2 separate regions of the Homo sapiens genome follow, and region 2 is linked to region 1. A link is a contact called in ENCODE Hi-C or POLR2A ChIA-PET data. All regions are on one chromosome and are shown on one strand. Each heading gives the region's core, a stretch centred on a gene start or an enhancer-like site at or near the end of the contact. The rest is flanking DNA. Distances are from core to core; before and after follow the strand shown.

Region 1 (3,887 bases), core at 280-2,779:
CAGGCCACTGAGCGTGGGGGATGGGACAGGCAGGTGCCGGGTGACCCTAAGAGGGACGCACGGAAGGGGAGTCCACGGGGGCACACCTGGCGTGGGTTGGGTCTCCTCCGTGGGAGCCCGAGAGCTGGGTGGCTTGGTGGACAGGGCAGCTCTCTCGTCCAGTCGGGGGAGACTGGCGTTCCCTATCTCAAGCCTCACTTTTTAGCCCCAGAGGGGTCTCCCCACCGCCCCTGATAGGAGGAGATGCGGGGACGGTGGAAGGTGGGGTGCGGGTCACTCATGGAAGCCCTGAGGATCCCCGTGGGCGCGGCAGCTGTTGGGTGCCACCTCACTCGGCCAAGCCCTGGCGCCCACCTCGCGGCCCACACCCACCTGGCCGCCGGGACAGCATTGAAGACAGAGTGGCCCGGGTACCGGGGGTGTGGCCAGCGCCAAAGCTGTGAAGGATTTGCTCACAGGCTGGTGGTCCTGGCCATGGCCATGCTGCAGGCCTGAGGTCCCTCCCACCTTCTCAGGGACGTCTGGGTGCTGTGCGGAGGGCAGGTGTTCGCCGTCTGTAGGGTGCTCCAGCTCTGTGGCCATGTGGGAGAGAGGTACAGACTGGGGCGGGCACAGGCTGGAGGCTGCCCACAGCAGCAGCGGGAGACTGGGCCCAAAGCTGCCCCCCACACACAGACCCCCACACCTGGCTCAAAACTTTCTCCAGGCTCGGCCCGGTTCCCCCCAGCTAGCGCGTCTCACGGAACCTCCAAGCCGTGGCTGTGGGGCCGTGGCAGGGGCCTTCCCTGTGGTGTCCGATGCCCAGGCTGGGAGTGGGGGCGGACAATGGGCCCTCTCAGCCTGCATTCCCCCACGGGAGCCTCCTCAGGCCTCCGGCTGGGGCTCCTGCCCCACCCGCTGGGAGCAGCTGCCGCCACGTCTGACACCTGCTCCCAGCCGCCCTTTGTCCGAGCACCGACGCCTGATTTATGGGGCGTGTTTTCCTCTTGCTGGCCCGGCGTGATACAGCCTCGTTAACTGGGATGCGTCCGGTTGGGCAGATTCTCCCACAGTCCTCCACGTTGGGGTCCGCGCTCAGGGTGGGGAGTGGGGCCCGGTGTCCGGGCAGAGTGTCGTGGTCCATTCAGGGACAGCCAATGTCCTGTGACCTCAGGGCACTTGGTGGGAGACTGCTCTAGGGGCTCGGACCTCCAGCGTCTCCCCTCTGGGGTCCCCTAAAGCTGTGGGATGGGCCTCCCCTGCCCCTCCTCCCCGTCTTGCCCAGCAGGTGAGCTTTTCCCGCTCCTTGGAGCCTCGAGGGGCCGGGAGGCAGGGGACCAGCTTGCATGGGCCAGGCTGAGGAGCCTCCAGCCCCGGCTTTGATGACCGAGCGCCCTCTGTCCTGTACCCACCCCCTGCCGACTTCAGCGGCTGGGAAAGCAAAAAGGGCCTTTTCTCCAAGCGGGAGCTGTGGCCAACTCCCGCCTGACAATGGGGCATTTATGTGGAGGGAGGGCGCCCCTCCTGTGGCCACAGCCCAGCCCAGCCCAGCCTGTGCACTCCACGGGTTCCCAGCGGCCGCTCCACCTCGGGGACCGGCCAGCCTGTAACTGGATCTGCATGCAGTGGGAACCACGTCTGCCCTCCCAACAGGTGCCCGCAGAGGCAGGTCTGTCGCTGCAGCCCCGGAGTGACCGGCCACATGGGATGGAGGAGGGGGAGCCTCATTCCGGGGCTGTGCCCGTCGCTCACTGGGCTGGCAGGAGCCGTAGCAAGGCCTGAGTGAATTCCCCAGAGCCCCTTTGGAAGGGGTGACATGTGTTTTCTTTAAGCCAGTTGGTTTGGGACTTTTGGCTTCTGGCAACAGATGGTCGGCCAGAGTGGCCCTTTTGCGTTCTCTCTACCCAAGCCGTGGTCACGGGTAAAAGCCTTCGGGGAAGACAGATGCCTCCCGGGCCTTTGGGACAGGGGCGTGGCTGGCTGCTGAGAAACGCACAGGAACCCCCACCCCCAGCCTCCACAAGCCCCTCGGGGTAAGGCCCCCCCAGGCCACTGCCACACATAGCACAGGTTTGATTGGAGACACTGGGGTGGGAATAAGCGGGAGAGGAGGCGAGGACTTGGGGGGCCGGTGGGGGTCCTGTGGGAAGCCGGCAGCTTCAGGGCCGGTCCTGGGGCAGGCGGCCGCCGCAGCCCCGCACCCAGGTGGGCTCCGGAAGGCGGGACGGTTCCCTCTGTACATCCCATCTGGAGGAGGCCATGCCCACCCAGGGCCTGAGCCGTGAGGCTGCTGCCTTCCCGGGCCGCTGGGGCCGCTGAGGCTGGTGGCATGTTCTGCTTCAGAGGCTTCACCACTGGGAAGAGCGGCGCCCGGCGGGTCCCAGACCTTTTCCCGGAGCGCAAGGCCAGGAGGTGACTGGGGCCGGAGATTTATGACCACAGCAGGTGGCTGGGGGGGGCAGGCTCTGCGCCTGTTGCCGCAGGGAACAGGTGAGACCAGGCCTGGGTGGAGATGCAGGACCCCTCCCCTGGCTCCCCTTGTTCTCTCTGAGCCCAGACTGTGTGTCCGGGGTGAGGGGCAGCCTTTCACCCACCTTGACGGGGTTGCAGAGACCTGGCAGAGGGACCTCCTCCTGGCACCTTGGTTTCCCCGGCTGTAATGTGGGTGCTTCTGCTCCTGGCTGATGTGCCTGGATGTGAGTTATGAAGACTCAATGCCGAAAGGGAAACGTGTCTGGGGGCTGAGCGTGGGCAGGGAACGGGCCAGCCTTCATCCCCAGTGCGATCTTGACATGAGATGTCCCATCCCCATTGCAGTCTCAGCCTGAGGTGTCCCATCAGAAAGGCTTCCTGGCCGGGCGCGGTGGCTTACGCCTGTAATCCCAGCACTTTGGGAGGCCGAGGCGGGCAGATCACGAGGTCAAGAGATCAAGACCAGCCTGGCCAACATGGTGAAACCCTGTCTCTACTAAAAATACAAAAATTAGCTGGGCATGGTGTCAGGTGCCTGTAGTCCCAGCTACTCGGGAGGCTGAGGCAGGAGAATCGCTTGAACCTGGGAGGCAGAGGTTGCAGTGAGCCTAGATCGCGCCCCTGCACTCCAGCCTGGGCAACAGAGCAAGACTCAAAAAAAAAAAAAAAAAAAAAAGAAAAGAAAAAGAAAGGCTTCCACGTAGGAAGGGGCTGATCCACACTTTCCGTGGCTGCCATCATGTTGACACCTGAAGGTTGGAAAAACCACGGCCTTTGTTACTGCCCAAGCAATGCCTGTTCGCTTTAGCAAAGCTGGGAAGAAAAGCAGATAGGCCTGCAGACCCGGAGGCTCTACGGAGCTAATGCACCCGGCTCCTCTCCATGGCTCTCCGCGGGTGTAGACCCAGACCCCTGCCCGGGCTGTGGAGTCCAAGCTGGGTTCTGCTGGAACATCCTAGTCTCTAGCTTGTTCCCCAAGTTAGCAGTCATTTGTCTTCTTCTTTCTTTCTTTTTTTGAGTCTTGCTCTGTCACCCAGGCTGGAGTGCAGTGGCGTGATCTCGGCTCACTGCAACCTCTGCCTCCTGGGTTCAAGTGATTCTCCTGCTTCAGCCTCATTCAGTGGCATTCAGTACATTCCCAAAGTTGTGCAATCGCGGCATGTGTCTGGTTCCAGAACATTTTATCAGCCCTAAGGGAACCCCGCTAAGCAGCCGTTGTGCCCGTGCCCGGGGTGTGGGGGGAGGCGGCTGTGCCCATGACAGGTTCCCGGTGCTGAGTGGCGGGGGCGCTGGGGAAGCAGGTGGGAACTAACTGCCCTGGCACATCTGCCAACAGCTGTGGCGGGGCCTTCGTGGGCCCGCGATGCCAGGACCCCAACCCGTGCCTCAGCACCCCCTGCAAGAACGCCGGGACATGCCACGTGGTGGACCGCAGA
Region 2 (4,216 bases), core at 125-2,624, 1.1 Mb before region 1:
ACAGGGTGAAGAAAACCGAGGGAGGCGCCTGATCTAAAGGTCTTGCACAGTGTGTGGGATCCAGTGGGTACTTCATAAATGATAGAATTCATCACTACACGTCTTCTCCCCTACAAGCCTAGAAGTGACTTGAAATTTTCTAATTTCGCTTTTTGTTCTCAGTGACTAATATTAATTCCTTGAATGCTGCAGATACTCAGCAAAAACTCCTTGCATTGAATTTAAGAATTCCCCTGCACCTTCCCAGTTTACTTATTTCAACACCCCCCAAAAATGCAGGAAAAAAATAAACAAAAAGGCCATACATTACCTGAGTTAAAATACAGTGTTAAGTCTATGCACCAGGATACTGTACGGCTTCTTACTACACCTTAACTTTCTAAGCTTTAGAAGTCTCAACTGTTACTAGACAGTTAATTTCAAAGAAATACTTCTACGCTGACAGTTTTCTCCAAACCGGTCCCTTATCTCAGCCCTAGGACCACACTATTTCTGCATCTCCACGGACACACCACCTCCTGCTTGCTTTTCCTTCAGAGGGACGCCAGTGGTCCACTCGCAAGACTTTAATCTCTACGCTGCTTCCTTTCCTAAGCAAGGAAACAAACTATCCTTGAGAATGAGCACGGGGAAGGCCGAGACCATTAACAAAAGAATGTGAACTTTTTACATCGAGAGCCCTTTAAAGCTGCTGGTTTGGAAATAAACTTGAGTCCGCAAGCTTCCCACCGAGCGTGCTTTCCTGCTTCTGACAGCCAGCAGGGCTGGAGCAGCATTGTCTGGGGAGAAACACGCCGGGACTGGCCAACTTTTCGTTAAAGATGGTGCCATCCTACTCAGAACAAAGTGAAAGGTCAACGAAGCGAAGGAAGAGCTCCGAGAGGAGGGACAGCCTCGCCTCGGCCGGCGCTCCAAAGTTGGCCGGCCCCGCTACTTTTCCTTTTGTCCTCCGCACCTCCCCGGCACCCTGGCCGAGGCCCTCCCCGCAGATCCGGCTTGCGGGCGGCGGCGGCGGCACGGGGTCCGTGGGGGGCGCGGGCACAGGTACGCGGTCGCCTCCCTCACCTGCGCCCCCGCCCGCTCCCCCAGCCGCCGCCCGGCCCGCGCCGCGCACAAAGCGCGCCCGGCGGGAGCGCGGGCCGGACGCCCGGCGGCCTCGGCCCGGCCTCGGCCTGAGGCGGCGGCAGCGGCGGCGGCGGCGGCGGGGGGACCCGGGGCCCCGCCCGCCCGCCGGCCGCCTGCCGCCGCCCCGCCCGGTTCTTCGCCCCCGCGCCGCCTCCGCCGCTGCCCGCCGCCCCCGCGCCGCCCCCCGCCGGCCCCGCTGCTCACCTCGGCATCGGCGGCGGCCATGGCCCGGGCCCGCAGCGTGGCCCCGCCCCTCCCGCGCGCCATCGCCCCGCCCGCGCCTCGCGGCCCAGAGTCGGGGCGGGGCCGATCGCCTACGTCTGCGCCTGCGCCTGCGCCCGCGCCTGCGCGTTGGAGCTCGACCGGTGCGGCGCCTGCGCACTGGAACCAGGCGTGCGGCGCCCCAGGCGCCGGGCCTGCGGCGGCCGGAACCGGAACGCGCGCCCGCGGGGTAGGAGACCTGGAGCTGGAGAACCCGCCCGCCAGAGTCGTAGTAGTGGATGGGGAGTAGCCGTCCCATTTTCAACACATGTCTCATTCTAAATTGACGTTTTGGTGGGCTGGCCGAAGAAGGAGAAAGACCCGCGGCTCCGACCTCTGACCTCTAACCCCGGACGCACTTTGATTTCGCCGGCTTGCGCGGAAGGCTGACTCCCTGGGCCGCGGCCTGGCGCGGGAGCCGCCTGTGGGGTGTCCCCGGCGCGGGAGGGTGCTCTGGTTCAGGCAGGTTCCCGTTGCGGCGGGGTTCCCTCGGTTGGGAGGAATGCCCCTGCCGAGGGTATGCTCCGGCTGGAGGGGGTGTCCCTAACGGCGGGAATACCTGGACTGGCTGGGGTGTCCCACTGGGGAGGGTTTCCCGGTGGGGAGGTGTCTGGCGGGGGAGCGGCTCCGGCTAAGCATGGGTGTTCTGCTAGGAGGATGTGTCTGGCTGGGGGCGGTGTCCCAATCGGGAGGGTTGCCCTGATGGGGGAGGTTCTACAGTTGTGGAGATGCCAACCTGGGGGGCGCTCCGGTTGGGGGGTGTGCCCTCTCTGGTTACCCCGCTCTCGCTGCCACTCATAGGCCCGCTGCCCAGGTATGCACAAGTCAAGGCCTTTTCTGCAGACCAAGTAGCCTTCCCTGGAGAGCGCCCCCAGCACCACGGAAACTACCTACATGCCCCGCGGTGGTCAGCCCGCCTTATCCCAGCCCCGAGACCCAAAACAAGAAGCATGGACTGAATTTGAGGTTTCTGGATGGTCGTGTGAACCGAGGGGACGGGTACTGGACTGACAAGAAATGAGCCTTGAAGGTCAATCTGGGTGACACCCGAGTCTCCTGGTGAGTCGGACTCCGGAGAATTATCTCAAGTCCAGCATAGACAGCGCACATAGACAGAAAAGGAAACGGACAATCCCAAGTGCCAAGGGAACCTTCCCAGGTTTCTTTAGGGCAGCTAAACTGCTCTGTCAAAGCCTAAGTCCATTTATGACAGGCCGAGCACCCTGAGCCCTCGCAGGAGACACGAGCGCCTTCATGGCCCTCCTGCCCCGCACCCACCTCTCCGCCACCCCTGCTGTCTGTCCCTTCCCTGAAACCTTTATTTCGAGTGTCTTTGTGGCTTCCCTCTTTACCATCCTTGAGTTGAAATATCACCTCTTAAGGGAAGCCTTCCCTCTCCTCCCTAGTTAAAATGATACTGCCCCCCCATACCTGTCTTCGTTGACTTACTTGGCTCCATCACAGTGTGTGTCATGTGACTCTCCCACATCCTGATTTGGAATATTGTCTCCCTACTAGAATGTAAGTCCATGGTGCCTAGAACAATACCTGGTGTACAGGAGACAAAATATTTGTTGACTGGGCCGGGTGCGGTGGCTCACGCCTGTAATCCCAGCACTTTGGGAGGCCGAGGTGGGCAGATCATGAGGTCAGGAGATGGAGACCAGCCTGGCTAACATGGTGAAACCCCATCTCTACTAAAAATACAAAAAATAGCCGGGAGTGGTGCTGGGCGCCTGTAGTCCCAGCTACTCGGGAGGCTGAGGCAGGAGAATGGCATGAACCCGGGAGGCAGAGCTTGCAATGAGCTGAGATTGTGCCACTGCACTCCAGCCTGGGCAACAGAGCAAGACTCTGTCTCAACAACAACAACAAAAAAATTGTTGACTGAATAAAGGGAGTTAGAATGTGAAGAAAAATCCTTCACCAAGCAAACATCCACCCTAAGTGAAGGTGTGGGAAGCAGCTGCAGGCAGCTTTTTCACTCCATTTTTCCATCAGCTGCTACCCTTGTGTGCCCCTCAGCACTTATGTCAAGATGCTGCTCTCAGCACGTGACATGCTAACACTGCAGACTTCAGGTCAGTCCTGAGAGGCAGGCACTGTTCTTACCCACATTTTATAAGTGACTGAACTGAAGCAAGGGAGTGGTGAGAGGCAGTGATGGGATTCAGCCCAGGAGGCCTTCCTTTCAACCATATACTGCACTGCTTCCAGGAGGCGCTTCACAGATGACCCCACCTGTGGTACACTTTCTGCTGTTCTCCAATATTCATGCTGCCTGTCCCACAATTAGTAAAATTTTAGCCAAGTACAGGACTGCCTGGCTAAAGACCACATTTCCAACAGGAAGGGGACAGGTCAGAGACAAAAAGTGACAATCCATTTCCCAGTCTGTCCCTCAAAAGTCCCACCATTAGGCTGGGCAGTGGTGAAAGCTGTCAACAGCCATCTGGGAGCCAGGGATGGGAACCACTATGTAGGAATGACAACTCTGCCACAAGGCCAGGATCTGCCCCCTCTGGACTGTTCAAGAAATAAACTGTCATGCTATGAGGGTGGGGGGCTGTACCCTACAGTCCCACGAGTTTTTTGTGGGGTTTTGTTTTTTTATTTTTTGAGGCAGTCTTGCTCTGTCACCCAGGCCGGAGTACAGTGGCACAATCTCAGATCACTGTAACCTCTGCCACCTGGGTTCAAGCGATTCTCCTGCCTCAGCCTCCTGAGTAATTGGGATTACAAGCATGTGCCATGATGCCCAGCTATTTTTTTTTTTTTTTTTTTTTTGTACAGATGGAGTTTCACTATGTTGCCCAGGCTGATCTGGAAC

The links. Hi-C counts contacts between places; a loop is a spot of excess contacts on that map. ChIA-PET counts read pairs that join two places held with the same protein, here RNA polymerase II (POLR2A). Pooled maps may share reads with other maps.
Region 2: POLR2A ChIA-PET joins it to region 1 with 14 read pairs in activated CD4-positive, alpha-beta T cell. The contact joins the promoter of EHMT1 here to the enhancer-like site in region 1. A Hi-C loop is called at or near these places in 2 of 50 pooled maps. POLR2A ChIA-PET finds 5 or more read pairs at or near these places in 2 of 52 experiments (activated CD4-positive, alpha-beta T cell and activated CD4-positive, alpha-beta memory T cell).

Annotation. Positions count from the first base shown.
Region 1 is chr9:136,523,880-136,527,766 of GRCh38, reverse strand. It overlaps NOTCH1 (notch receptor 1), which reads left to right. Exons shown (of 34, transcript NM_017617.5): 3 at 3,788-3,887. It overlaps LOC124902310 (a long non-coding RNA gene), which reads right to left. Exons shown (of 3, transcript XR_007061865.1): 3 at 2,190-2,669. Among named protein-coding and RNA genes, the nearest start is that of MIR4673, 6.2 kb to the right of the region's middle. RefSeq lists an enhancer at 585-1,456. Within about 2 kb of position 1,529, at least 15 of the 41 ENCODE cell types and tissues checked have a DNase peak (open chromatin) inside an H3K27ac peak, as active enhancers do.
Region 2 is chr9:137,616,163-137,620,378 of GRCh38, reverse strand. EHMT1 (euchromatic histone lysine methyltransferase 1) reads right to left here and starts at 1,374. Exons shown (of 27, transcript NM_024757.5): 1 at 1,330-1,374. The coding sequence starts at 1,350. ARRDC1-AS1 (ARRDC1 antisense RNA 1) reads left to right here and starts at 1,484. Exons shown (of 3, transcript NR_122035.1): 1 at 1,484-1,848; 2 at 2,188-2,445; 3 at 4,180-4,216. RefSeq lists enhancers at 248-966, 1,632-1,681 and a silencer at 1,292-1,591.